Linked DNA regions of Homo sapiens: region 2 is linked to region 1. A link is a loop called in an ENCODE intact Hi-C map of the cell type or tissue named here. Cell type or tissue: GM12878. All regions are shown on one strand. Each heading gives the region's core, and the rest is flanking DNA. Links, peaks and the distances in the headings are about the cores only.

Region 1 (10,233 bases), core at 962-8,961:
TCTTTTGTGGCTGATAACTTATCTTGTATCTTTTGACTGAACTTAGTGTCTTTAAATCTCTTACATTTTTGCGGGTGCCTTACTGTTTTGAGTTGCTGTTAGAGCCATGATTTCATTCATTCCCAGCTGCCTGGCATGATAGGCCATCAGCAGGTGTCTCCCCCAATTCACTGATGGGGACCTCAGAGCACCTGTAGGGTGCCTAGGTTATCATTTGCCAAGGTTGCTCTTAGGCTGACCACTGTTTAGATCTAGTATTAATTTAGATCTAGGGTAACGTTGACTTTATAAGCCTCAACTTTGTTTTTAATTAAAAAACTATGCTCTATTTTTTGCTGTCACATTAATTTTCTCTTACTTTCTGCTTTCTGGCTTATTTCCAGACTCTTCTGCCCATCTCTGAGTCTTCCTTAAAAAACTCACTTCAGTCTCATCAGTATGTGTTCTCGGCCCCAGTTAGCCATGGCTCATTCGAATCTCCATCCTTATTTCTGCATTTCCCATACCTTCCCTTTCTTCTGGAGCTCATCTACATTCTACCTGTTTCTCAGATCCCTGAAGCCTGAACTGAGTTCTCCCCCTCACCAGTCTTTCTTCTGTTGTTACATCATCAGTGCCATTGGGCAGAAAACTTCAGCGTTCTCACCTGGTTCTCATAGGAGTCGATTCTGCCCCGCACGTGAGGAGTGGGTAGGTGCTAGAGCCAGGACTGAAACCGGGGCTGTTTGACTCAGAGCCTTGTCCTCTTTCTGCTAGATAAGATAGGCCAGATTTATTTTAAGATGTACGTGGAGAAATGAGATAGCATTTTGCCCAAGAGAATTTCGCATAATTGTATATACCATTTGGAGATCAGTTGTGTGTCTTTTCTTCTCTTTCACTTACCTGTGGTACAAAAGAAGTTACAGATATCATTAAACCTCCTTGCTAGAGATGCAGCTATTAATGTGTTTCCCTGAATTATCTTTTAGTAAAAGACATTTATGGTTATACTAAAGAGTTAGGGTTCAATCAGGAAAAAAAATTAAAGGTGATCAGAAATGTACCTGGTCTGAAATTTTTCTCAGGAATCTATCAAATTCAACAAATATCCACTGAATGCCTGCTGTGTGTTAGGCCCTGTGCTAGGAACAGGGGATACAGTGATTTTAAAAAAGCACAGTCTTGAGGAGCAAATATGTCATCAGGTAGTTGCAACAATGTGGCAAGTGTCTCTTTTAAGGACTAGACATTCCCAGTATCTTTGAGTCCATTTCCCTCCATCCACATGCCTTTTCATGGCTCACTCTCTTCCTGCCTTGCCAGGCGTAACCATCATCCCGAAGCTTGTGTTCACCATTTCCTTGTTCTTCTTTCTACTTACTCCTACCCAGCACATCTGTATTGCCTGGGTTGTACCTGTAATGGAATCATATAGTGTACAATCTTCCGTATCTGGAGGTCAGATAACCCTTCAAAGAAACTTTTGAGAACAAAGGTGATGGTTAGAGAGCCATGGAGGCATGAATAATGATTTTTTTAAGGTGGGAGAGGTTTGATTAAAGGCTTGAGGGAAGGAGCCAGAGAAAGGACATTTTAAGATGTAAGAGAAAGAAGAGATACCCAGGGGGGTAAGGTTCCTGAGGTGGTAGAAGGAGATGTCATGTGGAATAAAAAACCTTTGTAAAGGTTCCAAAAAGCTGGAGGGAAAGGGGAGTTTTCGTAATACCATCTTTCTTGGTGACTGCTGGGTTGAAAGCTGTTTCATGACTTTTCCGTGGCTATAGTTTGTTTTTGCTGGTGACAGCTGCTGCTTTAGAGGATGCCCTTGGCTATGCTCTGTGAATGGCCTTGTCACGAACACTTTCTGTTTGTCTCCTCCCTTGTAGTGCGAGCTGTTAATGCTCAGTGGGGCCCCAGGGGAGGTGGGCTCTGTGCTCTTCTCCCTGTTCTGGTCCGTCCAAGGCAGCCTGCTATCCTGGTGCTACCTGCAGCTGAAGAGCACGGACTCTGGAGCCAAAGATCTTGCCGTGGACCTTATTGAAAAATGTGAGTTTCAATATAAAATCCATGAAAACAGATGGCGTTTGGGTTTTGACTCTGAGTGTTCTCTTCTTTAGTAACTCATGCAATGAGTGTGCATATGGCTTTCTTCATTACGATTCAGATTCTTGGACTGGTTTGGTCTAATTAAAATAGAATTCAACAGCATGTCTTTTTGTCTAGAGTTTACTCTCTGAGTGTGGTGGTATGCCTAAGTATTTTTATTGTAGAATTAGATCATTTCACAGCCTAAATATTGCTTTTGCAATCATATAGCACTCTTACGTGATGTCTCGCTCTTCAGGAGAGTCTATCCCTGTTTTAATCAAGTCATCTAAAAATGAAAGTCTTGAATTTTAGAAATCTAAGGTGTATGAGCATTGTGACCATTGCTGATTACCGAGAATAATTAGATTCATGTTCTGTAAACTCACAGAAAATTATATGAAACCCAACGGGTGCTGACAAATTATACGTGGAAAATGTAGTTCCATCAAACTTGGTCCCAGCAGCTGTGACGAAAACACTTATATTGGGTCCTGCCACCTAGAGCTTGGCCTGTTAGATTGGTACACCTAATGCACGGGCTCATTGTAAACAGAAGGAAAAGGAGAGGCTGACAGCTGGGTTAGTCAGGCATGGAATTTCACTTCTACAAGTGCTCCTCTACTTCATCAAAAGACAAAAAAAAATCCCTTTAAAAGTGAGTCTTGTACTGAAATTCGCACTGCTTCTTCCTCCAGGAGGAATGCATTAGGACGGCACTTGCTGGCCTTGTGGTCTTCGCTGTGGAACCCCCTCTGCAGCTTCTGGAGTCTCTTTATTCTTGTCTGTGGTGATAACCAAGCATGTGACATTTCTACTATATAATATATTAATTATTTTCTTTGTTTCGGTAGATGTGGGCCAGTTTCTGGCAAGCATGAGAGCGATTTTGGAATCCCTTTTCTCACAGTACAGTGGAAAAACCATAGTAGAAAGATTATGTAACTCAGTGTTTTCAATGGCAGCTCGTCAACTGGTAAGAAAAACTAGCAGCTATTTGTAAAGAACCGGAAGGGGGTTGGGGGTCTGCATCCCCAGGCCCAGCCTAAGGTGGACGCTGAGTGCTTCATCCATCTTCCATTAGGTTATCTTCCTGCTGGACTTCTGCACTTTAGACATCCCACACTGCGTGCTCTTGAGAGAGTTCAGCGTCCTCACAGAACTCCTGAAGAAGCTCTGTAGTGGCCCCGAAGGAGGACTGAGGAAGGTAACTCGAGTCAGCACTTGAGCCGCCCCGTGTTCTCTCTCAGGAGTGATGGGACACACTTAGTGAAGTGGACCACGGACTGCAGATAGGCACAGCTGAGCAGCCTCTAGAAGGCTCCCTTGATTTTATCAGTGGGCTTGCCAACAAGGGTGAATGTCAGTCCAAGTCGATGTGGCCTGGTCAGCATTAGAAAGGAGACGCAGAGGCCGGGCGCAGTGGCTCACGCTTGTAATCCCAGCACTTTGGGAGGCCGAGGCGGGCGGATCACGAGGTCAGGAGATCGAGACCATCCTGGCTAACACGGTGAAACCCCGTCTCTACTAAAAATACAAAAAAAATTAGCCGGGCGTGATGGTGGGCGCCTGTAGTCCCAGCTACTCGGGAGGCTGAGGCAGGAGAATGGCGTGAACCCGGGAGGCGGAGCTTGCAGTGAGCCGAGATTGCGCCACTGCACTCCCGCCTGGGCCACAGAGCGAGACTCCGTCTCAAAAAAAAAAAAGAAAGGAGACGCAGAAAAAGCTGTAGAGATGAATCTCATCATTTTATAGTTGATGAAGTTATATAAAAACCATGTAAGTGAGTGACAAAATTGAAGTCTAGAAGAGAAAATGTATGTTGAAAGGCAAATTACATTTTGTCTTTAGAAGAAATTTCTCCCTTACTTAATTATACATACATAACGTTTAATCACTGTCTTGTGTGAGCTTCTTCTTGTGTGTCTTTTGTGTGCCACAGAGCACAACTCTGTGGCAGTAGAAAAGGCATTTATATTTAACAGGTAAAAAACCAAAGGCCCCCCCCCAACCCCCCGCTCAAAAGAAAAGGGTAGGAGAGGAAGGGAGAGTAGATCCAGATTTGCCAGTGTCCCAGGTAGGAATGTGAGGTCTTTAAACTCCTCATTCAGTACTTTTTCCACTGGGAATTCACACTGGTAATGATTTGTAAGTAGTTCTGTCATAGCGAAAAGGTACAAGCTGGTCATGGAGTTTTTGTGTGTAATAAAAGCACATCTCCTCGGCTGCGTGGTGGACGTGTGTTGATCTGTGTGAAGATGGGAATGTCAGGTTTGTCTTCGAGCCTGCCTGCTGGTTTGTGCAGGGCTGTCAAGGCCATCTGCCTGGAGCACTGATAGAGAAACAGTCTGCTGCATGTGGCTAGGTGTCTAGTGATAGAACCTTTCTTTCCCCTGGCTCATTTGTTATCATAGCTGGATGTTGAGACCTGGCAACAGGAACAGCCTGTGGTGTTACATACGTGGACGAAGGAATCTGCCCACAACTATGAAAATAATTGCCATGAGGTATCCGTCTTTGTTAGCCCAGGGGCAACCTATTTTGAAGTGGAATTCGATGACAGGTGTGAAACTGAAAAAAGGTAAGACTTCTATATTCTTTCACCCCCAAGCGCTAATAGGTCAGCAATGAGAGAAGGAAGCTAATAGAGGTTATGCCTTCACAGGTATGATTATCTGGAATTTACCGACGCTAGAGGTCGGAAAACACGCTATGACACAAAAGTTGGCACTGATAAATGGCCCAAGGTGAGTGATAGTCCCAGAAAGAGGTACCTACTTCTGCACCAATGCTTTTCCTTTTGTCAGCCTTCAGGGGGCAGTAGAGGTAAGGTCTTTGAAGGGAGGCATTTATGTTACACGTTTGTGAAAGGAAGGATTTATATCAGAGTTTGACCAGCTATAGTCTGTCACCTGTTTTGTAAACAAATTTTTTTGGAACACAGCCATGCCTGTTTATCATTTATAGCTGCTTTGGCACTGCAGTGGCAGAGTTGAGTAGTTGCAGCAGACAGCGTTGTCTAGAGTAAATGAAGAGCCTTCATCCTTAGCAAGAAGTGCTGGTGGGTCTAGGAGGATGGCCCAGACCATGTGATGGAAGCCAAGAGTCTGCCTCACAGTTAGAGCTGCTTGAGCTCTTGGGCTGGAGGTTTAGTACTGCCTCAGACTGTTGACCTTCTCTCCATGGTCAGTGGTCTTGGCAGGAGCAGAGGCATGGAAATGTGACCACTGGCTGAGTCGGTAGTGGACAGATGGTCACCCCAGGTGTAGAAAGCTGAGCAGCAGTATTCTGCCAACTCTCCTTCTTCATGGGGTGTGGCTGTGAATGGTCTGTTTCCGTCACCCCTTTGTACATTTCTCCGTTAGTCATTTTGGACATGTGGAAATAGAGATCAATTTTAAACTGAGATGTTTCTCGTCATGAAGAGCATGCTGATTTCTGAAGCACTCCTCCTCTAATCTGTCTGACCACATGATTTCTGTTTGTCTCTAGAAAGTGACCTTCAAGGCCGGTCCTCGGTTGCAGTTCCTCTTTCACTCTGACAGCAGTCACAACGAATGGGGCTACAAATTCACTGTCACTGCCTGTGGGCTGCCCGATGTTGCCGTGTCTTGGGGGCTGGATTTACAGCTCCTCGTCTCCCGGCTGATGGGACGCCTGGCTTCCCAGTGCATGGCGCTCAAGTCTGTGCGCCGTAAGTGCACATCCCTGTGCTTTCCCTTCTTACAACCACGGTGAAGTGCAAGATGCGCGCTTGCCCTCTTGTAGGTCGTTTCCACGTAATGGCAGGGGGTTAATAATACGCCTTTTCAGTTTCCTTTAAACCGAAAGAATAAAGTGTCCACTCAATACCATTGTCACGAAGCTTTTTGCCTTAGACTTTGGAACATAGCAGGAAGGCTGCCATGGGTTCTCTGTCTATGGAGGATAACAGCTTTTTTTTTTGGCAACATTGTCATTTTTTTGCAAGTAGGTGTAGGTATAGTCCAACCAAAAGGCAGGAGTATAGAATAAGTTGATTGCATATCCTTTAAATATGTGAATATTTATGTAAATATATGTAGATATGTGACTATGGATTTTGTTTTAAAGTGATTCATTCAGGGCTGAGCAAGGTGGCTCATGCTGGTAATCCCAGCACTTTAGGAGGCCAAGGTGGGAGGATTTCTTGATCCCAGGAGTTTGAAACCAGCCTGGGCAGCATAGTGAGATCCCTATCTTTACCAAAAAAAATGTAAAAATTAGCCAGGTGTGGTGGCATATGCCTTTTGTCTCAGCTACTTGGGAGGCTGAGGCAGGAGGATCACTTGAGCCCAGGAGTTAGAGGCTGCATGCAGTGAGCTGTGATCATACTGCTGCACTCCAGTCTGGGTAACAGAGAGAGACTCTTGTCTCTTAAAACAAAAGGAAAAAGATGTGTTCAGTATAATTGTTTATTTAATTCTTCCAGGGAACAAGAATTACAGAATAAAACTTTCTACTGTATTTTATTTCTTGATCATTTCTTGAGTTTTTCCAGTTTTAGAAGTAAAATATAGAAAAATTACATAGTGGAAAAAAACAAAGGAAAATAGAATCATCCTTAATCCTAACACTCAGAAGTAACTGATTTTTTTAATATTTCTCCAAGAAAGAAAGAAATAGCTATTAGCATTTTTATTTCCACCTATTCTTTTCTCTTTGCCTATTCTAAACACATCTATGCTGGATATTTATTATTTGCTACAGAATTAAGTTTACAAATTGTGAATGTTTTTCCATAATTAAATGTTCCTGAATGGCCTCGTGTTATATGCCAGAAATGGTTCATATCCTATTTTCAGCTTACTATAAACAGATTAGTCATTTCCAAGGTACCTTGTAACTGAAGTTGTTCCACAGAGCAGCAGTATTTCAGGACTTGGTGGTTTAGCTTAATCTGTGGTATGTGTTTACAAAGTATCACAATTACATTCTGGTATGTGGGTAAACTTTCTCTAAGTTTTAATAGTATCCATGGTTTTTTTTAACCTTTTCTTTCTCATTTCAAAGATTCTCAATATATTAAGGCAAAAATAGAACTGTCATATGTCTTCTTCTCTTTCTAGAGTTAGGAAGTAACATGGTAGTACCTCAGGCAAAAATGGCATTAGTCCTAAGCTCCCCACTGTGGAAACCTGTCTTCAGGCATCAGGTTTGTCCAGAGTTGGAATTAGAAGCAAGCTGGCCCACTCACCCACACCGGAATAGTAAGGAGGTATTTACTCTTCCGTTTTCTTTCTATTTAGACTGGAAACTGCCTGCAAGTATTTATTACTTTAAGTTATAAACACTTGTGTTTCTATCTTACTACCCGTATTAAGCAGTTAGCTCCTTGAGGCCAGAAACTATACCTTGTTAACTTGTTAACGCCACCGTGTCCCACAGGGGCCAGTGCGCAATAGGTGTTCAGAAATACTGAATGCGTGACTTGGGTGAAATGTAGGAGGTGCTCAGTAAATCTCTGTTGATGGAGTTATCAGGCAAACAATTGAGTGTACTTCTAGTGCCTACTGAGTCAAGCTTTAGAGCAATGATTTGTGCTATACCTTTTGTTCTCCTTAGAATTACAGCACATGATTTAGGTGTATAAGATTTTAAAAACTAAAAAGTTTGCCCTGTCTTTATTTTTCACCTCTCCTTCCCTCTATTTCTGTATTCTACTTTTCTTCCTTCCCCTCCCTGCCCTGCCCCACGTTATTCAGTAGTTAATTGCCAAATCCAGTGGCTCTTCCTCAGCTTCTGTTCTCCTTGCCTCTGTTAAATTTGGCTCCTTCAGACCCTCTCTTCTTTGGATCCATGCTAGTCCGCTGTCTTCTCTTACATCTGACTGCCCACTTGCCTCCTTCATTGACTTTTCATATTCCTCCTTCCCTAAAGGGTAGGCTTTATTCAGGCTTTCTTCCCTTCCCCACAGCCCACCAAGACTTCATCCTCTCCACTTTCTTCTCCTGTCAAACATTGTGGCCCTAATTCCTAATATCAGTCTCCAGGTCTGGTTTTCTCCCCGCTCCAAGTACCTGTTTCCATCTTCCTGTGAGGCATTTCCATTTAAATGTCCTGACTCCCCTTAACTCAGAAGTGTAAAACCAAAGACCGGTCACTTCTGTGGTGGTCAGTGTTCCCCAGGCCTGAAGCCACTGCTCCCTAGCATCCCCTGTCCTCACCTGTCTCCCCATTCCTGTCCAGTCAGCTTGCAGGTCCTGTGGATTCTTCCTCATGATGTTCATCTCTGTCCTTTCCTCTGTCTGCATCTTTATCCGGGCCCTCATTTGCACCTGCCTTATGACATTCGTACCTACCAAGTTTTTTTTATAATCACTGCATTATCTTGTCATTCCACTGCCAAGCACCATTAATGGCTCCCCATTGCCCACAGGGTGAAGTCTAACTCCTCAATGTGACAGTCAAGGCTCTCTGCAGTCTCCTTTCACCTTACCTATCTGACTCTAGTTCCCATCACTCCCCAGCTGAGACTTCAGGCCAGGTCAGTCTCCCCACTGACTCGTAACCTCTGCTAATGGTTATGTTCCTCAGAGCCAAATCTGCCAATCCTTCAGGGTCCAGGCCAAAGCCCATATCCTCCAGGAGGCTTTTCTTAATTACTTTAACCTACCAGGATCTCTCTCCTTTGAATTCTCAGCACTGGGTATCCCTTCTAGGCATTTGGCACTTGATAATCTTTTGCTTTACGGGAATGCTAGTTCTAATGCTTTTAATGTTTTATTTATGTTTATCTTTTTTTAACTCATATCTCTGTCTGGTCTTCCTAAAATAGATTTAAACTTCCGGAGAGTGTTCACTGTGTTTTATACTTCTGCTTTGGCCTAATAGTTTGCTCAATAAATTTTATTTTTTGAATGAATGTGTTAAATGTGATGGGTTTATTTTTTGTTTCCAGGTTAAGAACATTCCTGACGACCCCTGCCGCCATTTTCTTCTTGATTTTGCCCAGTCAGAGCCTGCTCAGAACTTCTGTGGGCCATATTCAGAACTTTTCAAAGGATTCATACAGGCATGTAGAAAACAGGCCCCAAAGACAGATATAGTTGCTGGTTCCACTATTGATCAAGCTGTGAACGCCACCTTTGCTGCTCTGGTGTATCGCACTCCAGATTTATATGAGAAGCTGCAAAAATATGGTAACTTTATTACAGGGAATATTTTTGATCTGAAGGCTAATTGCTAAGTTTTAAGAAAGCCTATCTTAAGTGAACATTTAAAATATTTTAAAATATAAACACATTTCTATAACTGTAAACATCATCTTGTTGGTTCTACTTTGCCTATTAAAAGATTCATGGCCACTTTATGGTTAGCAGATTATAATGTGTGGCACCTAACCTTGAGTTGCAAAATTAGCAGGTAAATTATCTTTATCCAGAATTCTCATGGAAAACTGCTGAGAAATTTAATGGAAAGAAACCTTAACTTGGGTCCTGGTCCCAGTGCAAAAACTCAAAAGTTGTGCAGCTTCAGGTTAATCAGACGACCTTTCTGCACCTCAGTTTCTTTATCTGTAAAATTGGTTTAAGGGTGATTCGCTCTAACATTCTAAGAAATTCCAATTAAAACCACAGATGTTTAAGTTCTTGAATGTAGTAATAACCAAGGAGGAAGCTGTAGGTATTAACTATTACCTTTAGCTAGCTTGCAGCGCCTTCGTAGCATCACCCCACTAGGCTTCCTTTGCTGATAACCTTCTCCTCACCATCTCTTTTCCTCATGTCTCTTAGGGATGCCATCTCTGTATTTACCCTGCTTCCCTGCCGCCTAGCAGGACCCACACGGAGGGAGAGTCTCTCTCTACCTTCATACTAATTCAGGGGAAAAGTGTTTCAAGCCCTACCTAGAGATAAGGCATGGGCTTCCTAACCGCCTGGCAGGGTATGTCTTCTCCACGCAGCGCAGGCGGGAGAAGCAAAAACAGAGCTTCCTTCCACTAGAGTGGGTAATTGACTGTTGCTCATTTTGTTTTGTTTTGTTTTACTTTTTGAGACGGAGTCTCACTCTGTCACCCAGCCTGGAGTGCAGTGGCGCGATCTTGACTCACCACAACCTCCACCTCCCGGGTTCAAGCGATTCTCCTTCCTCAGCCCCCCGAGTAGCTGGGATTACAGGCACCCATCAACACGCCCGGCTAATGTT
Region 2 (10,233 bases), core at 767-8,766, 210 kb after region 1:
CCCGCGTATCAGTTAGACGGTGCCTGCATCTCCCCCAGATCCTGCGTATCCATTAGACAGTGCCTGTGTCTCCCCTAGTGCCCGCTCACATTTCGGTTTTGCTCCTCTTCCTCTGCTCAGCTTCTGTGTTGGCACTTGGAAGTGATTCACATAGTCCCCCGTGGCCACCTGGGGCCACTGAGAGCCCTGCCCTGCCCCTGCCTGACAGTCAAGTGAGTCAGGGCAAGCACAAGGCCAGGAGGAGAGCCAGGGCCACTGCCGTTGGCGGGGCCTGGCCTTGCACTTTATCCCCCTCTGCAGGGTCCCGGCCCAGCTGGGACCAGCTGGCTCAATCCCTGCCCCCTATGCTTACTTGACTCTGTGGGGTCGCTGGAACCAGGCAACTCCCACGGGGTCCCCATGACCACTTGCCTGATCTTAGCCACCATCTCCTCTCTCTCAGACCACTGGAACAACCTCCCACGCTGTCCCTTGCTTCTACTCTCACTCCCTGTCCCCCTGGTCAATGCTCAACTCAGCACCCAGCATGGTCCCAGTGGCATGAGTGTGTCACCTCCCAGCTCAGAGCCTGCTTCTCACTCGGGCTGCTGTGTCCCTCAGAATCAGACCTCCAGCCTGTGCCCCACCACCCGCCCTGTTTTTCTGCGGGGCTCGTGCACCGTCCCGCCATCATGCACTCGTCTCTGGCCACGTGCCATGGAAGGGGCTGCCCCAGAGCCTTCAGACTTCGCTTCCCTCTGCCCGGGGAGTCCCACCCCCGATGGCCACGGGACTCGCTCCCTCACTTCCTTCGGCTTTTTACGCCAGGGTCCCCTCCTAGAGAGAAGCGAGCCTTCCCTGACCCTGTAGCTTCAGCCTCCCCTGCTTCACACCTCATCGCCATTCCCTTGTTTTATTTTTTCCTTTCCACTTACTGACATACATAATTTACTGATTTTTCTTCTTTACTTATCGCCTGTCTCCCCCAACTAGAATATAAGCTGTATGATGGCTGGGCGCAGTGGCTCACGCCTGTAATCCCAGCACTTTGGGAGGCCAAGGCGGGAGGATCACTTGAGGTCAGGAGTTTGAGACCAGCCTGGCCAACATGCTGAAGCCCCGTCTCTTCTAAAAATACAAAAAATTAGCCGGGTGTGGTGGTGGACGCCTGTAATCCCAGCTATTCAGGAGACTGAGGCGGAAGGATCATTTGAAGCGGGGAGGCAGAGGTTGCAGTGAGCCGAGATTGTGCCACTGCACTCCAGCCCTGGGCAACAAGAGCAAAACTCCGTCTGAAAAAAAAAAAAGGCTATATGAGGGCAGGAATTCTGGCCTCAGTGTGGCCCCAGGGCCTAGAGTAGTGGCCAGCACCCAGTAGGCAGCCAGTGGTGACCAGTGTTGACGGGATGGATGGACACAAGCGAGGGAGTGAAGGGACTGGCAAGTGTGCCGCTGCCTCTCTGCATGCGTGTGAGTCGGCGTGTCTGTGGGCACGGCATGGAACCGTCCTTGTCACGGAGGAGGGACAAAGGCAGAGAGCCAGGCTGCGGCAGCTGTTCCCCTCCTGGCAGCCCCACTGACTGGGCCACCGGCTGCGGCTCAGCCGCTTCCCGGGCCGCCCTGCAGTAGCATCTTGGCATCTTCTCGGCGGCCGGAAGGCGGGAAGGATGGCACAGCATCCCTCCATGGCATTGCTGCCGTAGCGAGAAGGTATCTTCTAATGGACTCCCACTTCCAGCCCTGGCCCTCCCCACTCTTTCAGCCTGGCCTTGCGGACCCTTCATGGGCTGGTCCCGGCCCCCTCCTCATGTACCAGTGGCATCCGGCTCCTCACCATTCCAGGAATATGCCCCCAGCTGCCAGCGCCCCGTGTTCTTGCCTCTGCCATTTCATGCTGTGCTGATTGAGATGGGACCCGCACTGCGGCCCCCTTGGCAGCTGCTCTCGGGGAATCGGAGCAGAGGCTGCGTGTCTGGGAGCCTGGGACCTGTGCTCCTCACGCTGCCTTGTCCTCCTCAGATCCTGGTGAAGTCCATGCTGAGGAAGCGTTCCTTTGGGAACCCGTTTGAGCCCCAAGCACGGAGGGAAGAGCGATCCATGTCTGCTCCAGGAAACCTACTGGTGTAAGTACTGGTGGGCCAGGGACTGCCGGGCACTCCCTGGAGTTGGGTGGGGAGGTCTGAGGCCCATCCTCCCACTCTCACTGTCGTTGGGCCAAGGCCAGAGCCTGGGGACTTGGCCAGGTCTCGGTGTTGGCCCCATTTGCATCTCTGTCCCCAAGGTTAGTCGGGGCTAGAAGGGACCTTTTGGGCCCAGCTCTTGCTTCATTCCTGGGGCCAGCATCCCTCACACACACACTTCCAGGGATGAGGAGCTCACGCAGCCCCTCCATGGGACAGGAAGACCCTTCTTCCATGCAGCTTGATGTCACTCTCTCACTGGGTCCAGCCCCTCTGGGGCTTCAAATCTGTGGCCCCCTCAGCCCTTGGCAGCCTGGCAGAGGTTTGCAGACAGGCTGATGTTGGCTTCCTGTAGGAGGCTGGCGGGCTGTAGAGGAGGGGTGCTGGCCCCTCTGCCTGGCCCTGGGGACTGTTGGCTGCTCTCCCAAGTGGCCCAGGCTGCCTGCAGCCATTGCTGGGGCTCTGTGCCCAGTCAGCACTTTGTGAGTGCTTGTTCAGTGAGTAAGCAGGGACAGGCTGGCCGGTGGACCACGGGAGAGGAACCCGCATTGGCCGAGGGCTCCCTATGGTGAGCCACGCCTGTGGGTTCACCACCTCCTAGGAGGGTCCAGAAAAGCAGCTCCCCAAGCCTGTGCGCCTCGTCCTCAGCAGATCCACCTTCTTCACTATAATAAAAGCCAGTCTGGGATGCTAATAAGGCCTGTGCTGGAGTTTGTACACAAACCTGCAGAGAGAAAACCAGTGGGGTCCTGAACCACAGCGTGGTCCTGGGACAGCCACTGCCTTCCTCTGGCCCCGGAGGGAAGCTTTGGGGAAGGGGCTGGTGGGAGTTGTTTGCCCCACCCTGGCCTGCTCTGTGTGGAAGGCGCACTCCCCAGAGGGGTGAGTGCCAGGCGCTGTCCGGGTGCCTTGGCTTCACGCTGTCACCAGGCCTGTCCGGGACCACCATGTTGGTTTCCCGTGAGGCCTCCCTCTCATAAGAGGGCCCTTCAGAAGGGTCGGGACCCCTCGTAGTGGACAAGCTGACATCTGCTCCCTGCTGGAGGTGGCTTGCACCCAGGGAGAGCCTCATAATGAGGTGGGGGGCCTGGGAGAGGCCTGGAGGTCCCAACTGCAGCTTTTCTGTCATCTCTTCAGGGAGGTGGTTGCGGTTGGGGGAGGATTCTCTGAGCTCATCCAGGAATGTAGGCCCCTGATGCTGGAATTGTGCTTAGTGTAGGGGGAGAGGGGGCATATATAATTTGACGTCCAAATGGGGACATTTTTGAGAGTGAAAGGGGAAGCCATTAATAATTATGCCAGCACGGCCGGGTGCGGTGGCTCACGCCTGTAATCCCAGCACTTTGGGAGGCCGAGGCGGGTGGATCACAGGGTCAGGAGATCGAGACCATCCTGGCTAACACGGTGAAACCCCGTCTCTACTAAAAATACAAAAAATCAGCTGGGCGTGGTGGCGGGCACCTGGAGTCCCAGCTACTCAGGAGGCTGAGGCAGGAGAATGGCGTGAACCCGGGAGGCAGAGCTTGCAGTGAGCCAAGGTCACGCCACTGCACTCCAGCCTGGGCGACAGAGTGAGACTCCGTCTCAAAAAATAATAATTATTATGCCAGCATGGTGGCTCATGCCTATAATCCCAGCACTTTGGGAGGCCAAGGCAGGATTGCTTGAGGCCAGGAGTTCAAGACCAGCCTGGGCAACATAGCAAGACCCCATCTCTAAAAAAAAAAAAAATTAGCCGGGCGTGGTGGTGGGTGCCTGTAGTCCCAGCAACTCAGGAGGCTGAGGTGGGAGGATTGCTTGAGTCTGGGAGGTGGAGGTTGCAGTGAGCTGAGATTGCACCACTGTACTCCAGCCTGGGTGACAGAGCCAGACCCTGTCTCAAAAAAAAAAAAGAAAAAAAAGTAATAATAATTATGCCAGGACAGCAGGTGGACGGACACCTGGTCCTTCTGACTCAGAGCCTGTGGTCCAGCACCCCCTAGTGGTGGAACAAGCCAGACACAGGATAAGGATACATTTAGTGTCTAGTTTGTACCTGGCAAACAGAGTGACAAGATTGGGCTTAATACTTTCCAGCTATAAAATTCTAGAATTCTGTGACCCAAGTTTAATTTGGGGTAGAGCTTTTTAAAAAAAAAATAGAGATGGAGTCTTGCCATGTTGCCCAGGCTGGACTTAAACTCCTGGCCTCAAGCCATTTGCCCACCTTGGCCTCCGAAAGTGCCAGGTGATTACAGGCATGAGCCACCACACCCAGCCTCCACGTTTAACTTTGAAAGAAGATTTTACTTCATCATCAAGTCCCAATATTTATCCTTGATAGACTGCTTTGGTTTTTTGTTTGTTTGTTTTGAGATGGAGTTTCACTCTTGTTGCCCAGGCTGGAGTGCAGTGGCGCAAACTCAACTCACTGCAGTCTCCGCCTCTCACATTCAAGCAGTTCTCTTGCCTCAGCCTCCCAAGTAGCTGGGATTACAGGTGCATGCCACCACCACACCGGCTAATTTTTGTATTTTTATTAGAGACGGGATTTCACCATTTTGGCCAGGCTGGTCTCAAACTCCTGACCTCAGGTAATCTGCCCACCTCAGCCTCCCAAAGTGCTGGGATTACAGGCGTGAGCCACTGTGCCCGGCCATAGAGTTTTTTATACTTTGGGATAATTGTAGAAACTCAGTAGTAGAGTTAAGTGGAGTTGGTCCTTTTTAAAGATATCAAAACCCATTTACTGGTTATTTTAAAAAGAGACATTTTGGGAGGAAAACTAGATATAGAAATCTGTTGAATATGTGACAGAATCCCAAGACTGATAGATGGACTCTGCCCTGTGAACAAGGCAAAGAAAAATGCAAAATGAAAGCCTCTCTACCCAGATCTGCTGGGGGATGACTGAGGTCAACACAGAAGGCCCTCAGGCCGGGCACGGTGGCTCACGCCTGCAATCCCAACACTTTAGGAGGCTGAGGTGGATGGATCGCTTGAGCCCAGGAGTTTGAGACCAGCCTGGGCAACATGGTGAAACCCTGTTTTTATAGAGATAAAAAAATACAAAAATTAGCTGGGCGTGGTGGCATGTGCCTGTAGTCTCAGCTACTCAGGAGGCTGAGGTGGGAGGATCGCTTGAGCCTGGAAGGCAGAGGTTGCAATGAGCTGAGATTGCACCACTGCACTGCAGCCTGCACGACAGAGCGAGACGCTGTCTCAAAACAACAACAAAACCACACACACAGAGAGAAGGCCCTTGATTAGGCTGATAGTTGGAGGATGTAGGGAAGTCAGCTGGGTCAGACTGTGAGCAGCTCCAGAGGCCGTGCTGGGAGGTTTAGACTTCATCTCTGGTCAATGGGGGGCCACGGAGGCGTTGCGGGCTGAGACTGGGGGCTGAGAGACCGGCAAGGAGCAACTGCCGTGATGTAGGGAGGCCAGAGGGAGGCCAAGCTTGGGGCAGTGGGTGAAGGGGGCTTTGAGAGATGTGGGATTCAGATTCCTGTGTGTGTGAGGGAGAGTGTCTCCCTGAGTGCATATTCTGACCCTGAGGTCCCTCTGTCCCTGGTGTCCCCTGAACAGGAAAGAAGGGTTTGGTGAAGGGGGCAAGAGCCCAGAGCTCCCCGGCGTCCAGGAAGACGAGGCTGCATCCTGAGCCCCTGCATGCACCCAGGGCCACCCGGCAGCACACTCATCCCGCGCCTCCAGAGGCCCACCCCTCATGCAACAGCCGCCCCCGCAGGCAGGGGGCTGGGGACTGCAGCCCCACTCCCGCCCCTCCCCCATCGTGCTGCATGACCTCCACGCACGCACGTCCAGGGACAGACTGGAATGTATGTCATTTGGGGTCTTGGGGGCAGGGCTCCCACGAGGCCATCCTCCTCTTCTTGGACCTCCTTGGCCTGACCCATTCTGTGGGGAAACCGGGTGCCCATGGAGCCTCAGAAATGCCACCCGGCTGGTTGGCATGGCCTGGGGCAGGAGGCAGAGGCAGGAGACCAAGATGGCAGGTGGAGGCCAGGCTTACCACAACGGAAGAGACCTCCCGCTGGGGCCGGGCAGGCCTGGCTCAGCTGCCACAGGCATATGGTGGAGAGGGGGGTACCCTGCCCACCTTGGGGTGGTGGCACCAGAGCTCTTGTCTATTCAGACGCTGGTATGGGGGCTCGGACCCCTCACTGGGGACAGGGCCAGTGTTGGAGAATTCTGATTCCTTTTTTGTTGTCTTTTACTTTTGTTTTTAACCTGGGGGTTCGGGGAGAGGCCCTGCTTGGGAACATCTCACGAGCTTTCCTACATCTTCCGTGGTTCCCAGCACAGCCCAAGATTATTTGGCAGCCAAGTGGATGGAACTAACTTTCCTGGACTGTGTTTCGCATTCGGCGTTATCTGGAAAGTGGACTGAACGGAATCAAGCTCTGAGCAGAGGCCTGAAGCGGAAGCACCACATCGTCCCTGCCCATCTCACTCTCTCCCTTGATGATGCCCCTAGAGCTGAGGCTGGAGAAGACACCAGGGCTGACTTTGACCGAGGGCCATGGACGCGACAGGCCTGTGGCCCTGCGCATGCTGAAATAACTGGAACCCAGCCTCTCCTCCTACACCGGCCTACCCATCTGGGCCCAAGAGCTGCACTCACACTCCTACAACGAAGGACAAACTGTCCAGGTCGGAGGGATCACGAGACACAGAACCTGGAGGGGTGTGCACGCTGGCAGGTGGCCTCTGCGGCAATTGCCTCACCCTGAGGACATCAGCAGTCAGCCTGCTCAGAGCGGGGGTGCTGGAGCGCGTGCAGACACAGCTCTTCCGGAGCAGCCTTCACCTTCTCTCTGGGATCAGTGTCCGGCTGGCCGACGTGGCATTTGCTGACCGAATGCTCATAGAGGTTGACCCCCACAGGGTCACGCAGGACTCGGACACTGCCCTGGAAACATGGATGGACAAGGGCTTTTGGCCACAGGTGTGGGTGTCCTGTTGGAGGAGGGCTTGTTTGGAGAAGGGAGGCTGGCTGGGGGAGAAACCCGGATCCCGCTGCATCTCCGCGCCTGTGGGTGCATGTCGCGTGCTCATCTGTTGCACACAGCTCACTCGTATGTCCTGCACTGGTACATGCATCTGTAATACAGTTTCTACGTCTATTTAAGGCTAGGAGCCGAATGTGCCCCATTGTCAGTGGGTCCACGTTTCTCCCCGGCTCCTCTGGGCTAAGGCAGTGTGGCCCGAAGCTTAAAAAGTTACTCGGTACTGTTTTTAAGAACACTTTTATAGAGTTAGTGGAAGGCAAGTTAAGAGCCAATCACTGATCCCCAAGTGTTTCTTGAGCATCTGGTCTGGGGGGACCACTTTGATCGGACCCACCCTTGGAAAGCTCAGGGGTAGGCCCAGGTGGGATGCTCACCCTGTCACTGAGGGTTTTGGTTGGCATCGTTGTTTTTGAATGTAGCACAAGCGATGAGCAAACTCTATAAGAGTGTTTTAAAAATTAACTTCCCAGGAAGTGAGTTAAAAACAATAAAAGCCCTTTCTTGAGTTAAAAAGAAAAAAAAAAGGTTTGTGCGTACATTTTCTGCATCTGGATATACGTTCTTTCTCAGCAGCTGGAACAGCTGGCTTTGTTGAATTTTCTGGAAGCGTCTGAGGCACCCTAAGTCCCTGAGCAGGACAGTGGTGAGAAGTGGTCTTGGCGGAGGGAGGGAGAGGGAAGGGCTGGCTCAGGAGGTGACCGGGCTGCAGTCCAGGGTACAGCTGAGGCTCCTGGGCGGGTCCGTGGCCACTCCTTGGGAAGAACTGCCTGTTTCACAGGGGCTCAGGATGCCAAGGTCTGGTCCGGGTAGGAGCCATAGCTGCTGCTTTTGGGGCAGAGGTCCCTGTGGTGTCACAGGAGTGCCTGTGACACCAGCCCAGTGACCTCCCATCCCCGCTTAGCCTTGGACACTGGTACAGACTTTTGGGACCCCACACCTCTGTTCCCATGGTACAGCCCTCCAGGGCAGCGACGAAAAGAGTCATCCTTAAGGTCACACAGCCCTGAGCTTGAATCCAAGCTTTGCTACTTAAAAATTGTGTGACCTTTGGCAGGTCATTGGAGGAGCCTCAGTTCCCTTATTGATTTAATGGGAATGTTCCCGTGGGGTGTTTTGTTTGTTTGTTTGAGATTTTTTGAGACTTGCTCTGTCACCCAGGCTGGAGTGCAATGGCAAGATCTCGGCTCACTGCAACCTCTTCCTCCTGGGTTCAAGCGATTCTCCTGCCTCAGCCTCCCAAGTAGCTGGGACTACAGGTGCCCGCCACCATGCCCCAGCTAATTTTTTGTACTTTTAGTAGAGACGGGGTTTCACCATGTTGGCCAGGCTGGTCTTGAACTCCTGACCTCAGGTGATCTGCCCACCTCGGCCTCCCAAAGTGCTGGGATTACAGGCGTGAGCCACCGCGCCCACCTCCCATGGGGTTTGAATGCAAACAATGCAAACGTTTTCGTCTGCTCTCACACTACAACAGTGAACACAGAAGACTTCTGTGACCGGCTGGGCGCGGTGGCTCACGCCTGTAATCCCAGCACTTTGGGAGGCTGAGGAAGGCGGATCATGAGGTCAGGAGATCGAGACCATCCTGGCTGACACGGTGAAACCCCGTCTCTACTAAAAATACAAAAAATTAGCCGGGCACCTGTGGTCCCAGCTACTCAGGAGACCGAGGCAGGAGAATGGCGTGAACCCGGGAGGTGGAGGTTGCAGTGAGCTGAGATTGCGCCACTGCACTCCAGCCTGGGCGACAGAGCAAGACTCCGTCTCAAAAAAAAAAAAAAAAAGACTTCTGTGACCAACCATGTGGAGTCCCCCCCACCCCCATATCCCTTCTGCAGCAGACCCCAGCCAGGTGTCTTCTAACTCAATTCCGACACTGTCTGCTTGGAAACAGTATCGGATCCCACAGGTTGAGGACACAAGCCTACAAGACAGTCCCTCAGTCAGACACCAGTCATGAGTCCCAGCCTCTGGAGTTTCTGTCCCACCGGCTTCAAGTTGGGGTTCCCACAACCCTCTCTTTGGGTTTGATTAATTTGCTGGAGCGGCTCACAGAACTCATGGAAACACGTTTACCGGTTTATTATAAAGGATTTGGCAAAGGATACAGATGAGGGGAGATGCACAGGGCAAAGGACGGGGGAGGGGTGGAGAGCTTCCATGTCCCCCCAGGATGCCACCCTCCAGGGACCTCCATGTGTTCAGCTCTCCGGAAGCTCCTCAAACCTTGTCCTTTTGGGGTTTTTGTGGAGGTTTCAATACCTAGGTATGATTGATTAAATCATTAGCCATTGGTGATCACCTTAACCTTCAGCCTCTCTCTCCTCCCCAGAGGTAGGGGATGGGCCTGACAGTCCCAACCCTCTAATCCTGCCTGGGTCTTTCTGGTGACCAGACCCCATCCTGAAGCCACCTAGGGGCTGCCAGCCACCAGTCAATTCGTTAGCAAAGAAAAAGCTATCCCTGGCCTGGTGCGGTGGCTCACGCCTGTAATCCCAGCACTTTGGGAGGCCGAGGCGGGGTGGATCACGAGGTCAGGAGATCGAGACCATCCTGGCTAACACGGTGAAACCCCGTCTCTACTAAAAATACAAAAAATTAGCCAGGCACGGTGGCGGGCGCCCGTAGTCCCAGCTACTCGGGAGGCTGAGGCAGGAGAATGGCGTGAACCCGGGAGGCGGAGCTTGCAGTGAGCCGAGATCGTGCCACTGCACTTCGGCCTAGGCGAAAGAGTGAGACTCTGTCTCAAAAAAAAAAAAAAGGGAAAAAGCTATCCCTTTGGAGATCCTCAGGATTTCAGGAGTTGCATGCCAGGAAATGGGCTCGAAACCAAATATGTTTCACAGTACTGCAGGGTTCTTGTGACGGTAAATGAAGTCCTTGTGCCAAGCGCCTGGTACAGAGCTCAGCACGTGGTAAATTCTCAGCAAATGACACCCTTAAAAGGAAAGGCCTCTCTGCCTCGGGGCTGCCGGACCCAGCCTTGGGGGTCACGGTCTCAGCACGTCCTACGTGACTGGTATTTGCCCAGCTGTGGAGCTTCCCTCTGGGTGAAGCTGCCC

The links. A loop is a pair of places that touch in the nucleus more often than their neighbours do. Peaks named below come from ENCODE experiments on the same cell type or tissue, not always from the same donor. Only the 100,000 strongest peaks of a DNase experiment are listed, where the experiment ranks them.
Region 2: a loop joins it to region 1, with 11 times the contacts of the local background. A loop is called at or near these places in 23 of 110 quality-filtered maps.

What each region holds. Positions count from the first base shown.
Region 1 is chr17:4,069,678-4,079,910 of GRCh38, reverse strand. It overlaps ZZEF1 (zinc finger ZZ-type and EF-hand domain containing 1), which reads left to right. Exons shown (of 55, transcript NM_015113.4): 19 at 1,869-2,028; 20 at 2,922-3,043; 21 at 3,152-3,274; 22 at 4,482-4,648; 23 at 4,733-4,814; 24 at 5,560-5,761; 25 at 7,155-7,303; 26 at 8,987-9,227. Among named protein-coding and RNA genes, the nearest start is that of ZZEF1, 68 kb to the left of the region's middle. In GM12878, for the core only: a CTCF peak has its summit at 4,878 (motif pointing right); DNase peaks (open chromatin) are centred at 4,910, 5,110 and 5,560; H3K4me3 peaks cover 901 bases; H3K27ac peaks cover 1,980 bases.
Region 2 is chr17:3,857,777-3,868,009 of GRCh38, reverse strand. It overlaps CAMKK1 (calcium/calmodulin dependent protein kinase kinase 1), which reads left to right. Exons shown (of 16, transcript NM_032294.3): 15 at 1,999-2,102; 16 at 5,727-7,695. The coding sequence ends at 5,799. It overlaps LOC124903897 (a long non-coding RNA gene), which reads right to left. Exons shown (of 2, transcript XR_007065580.1): 2 at 9,230-9,433. Among named protein-coding and RNA genes, the nearest start is that of NCBP3, 17 kb to the right of the region's middle. RefSeq lists an enhancer at 1-215. In GM12878, for the core only: a CTCF peak has its summit at 4,140 (motif pointing left); a DNase peak (open chromatin) is centred at 4,159.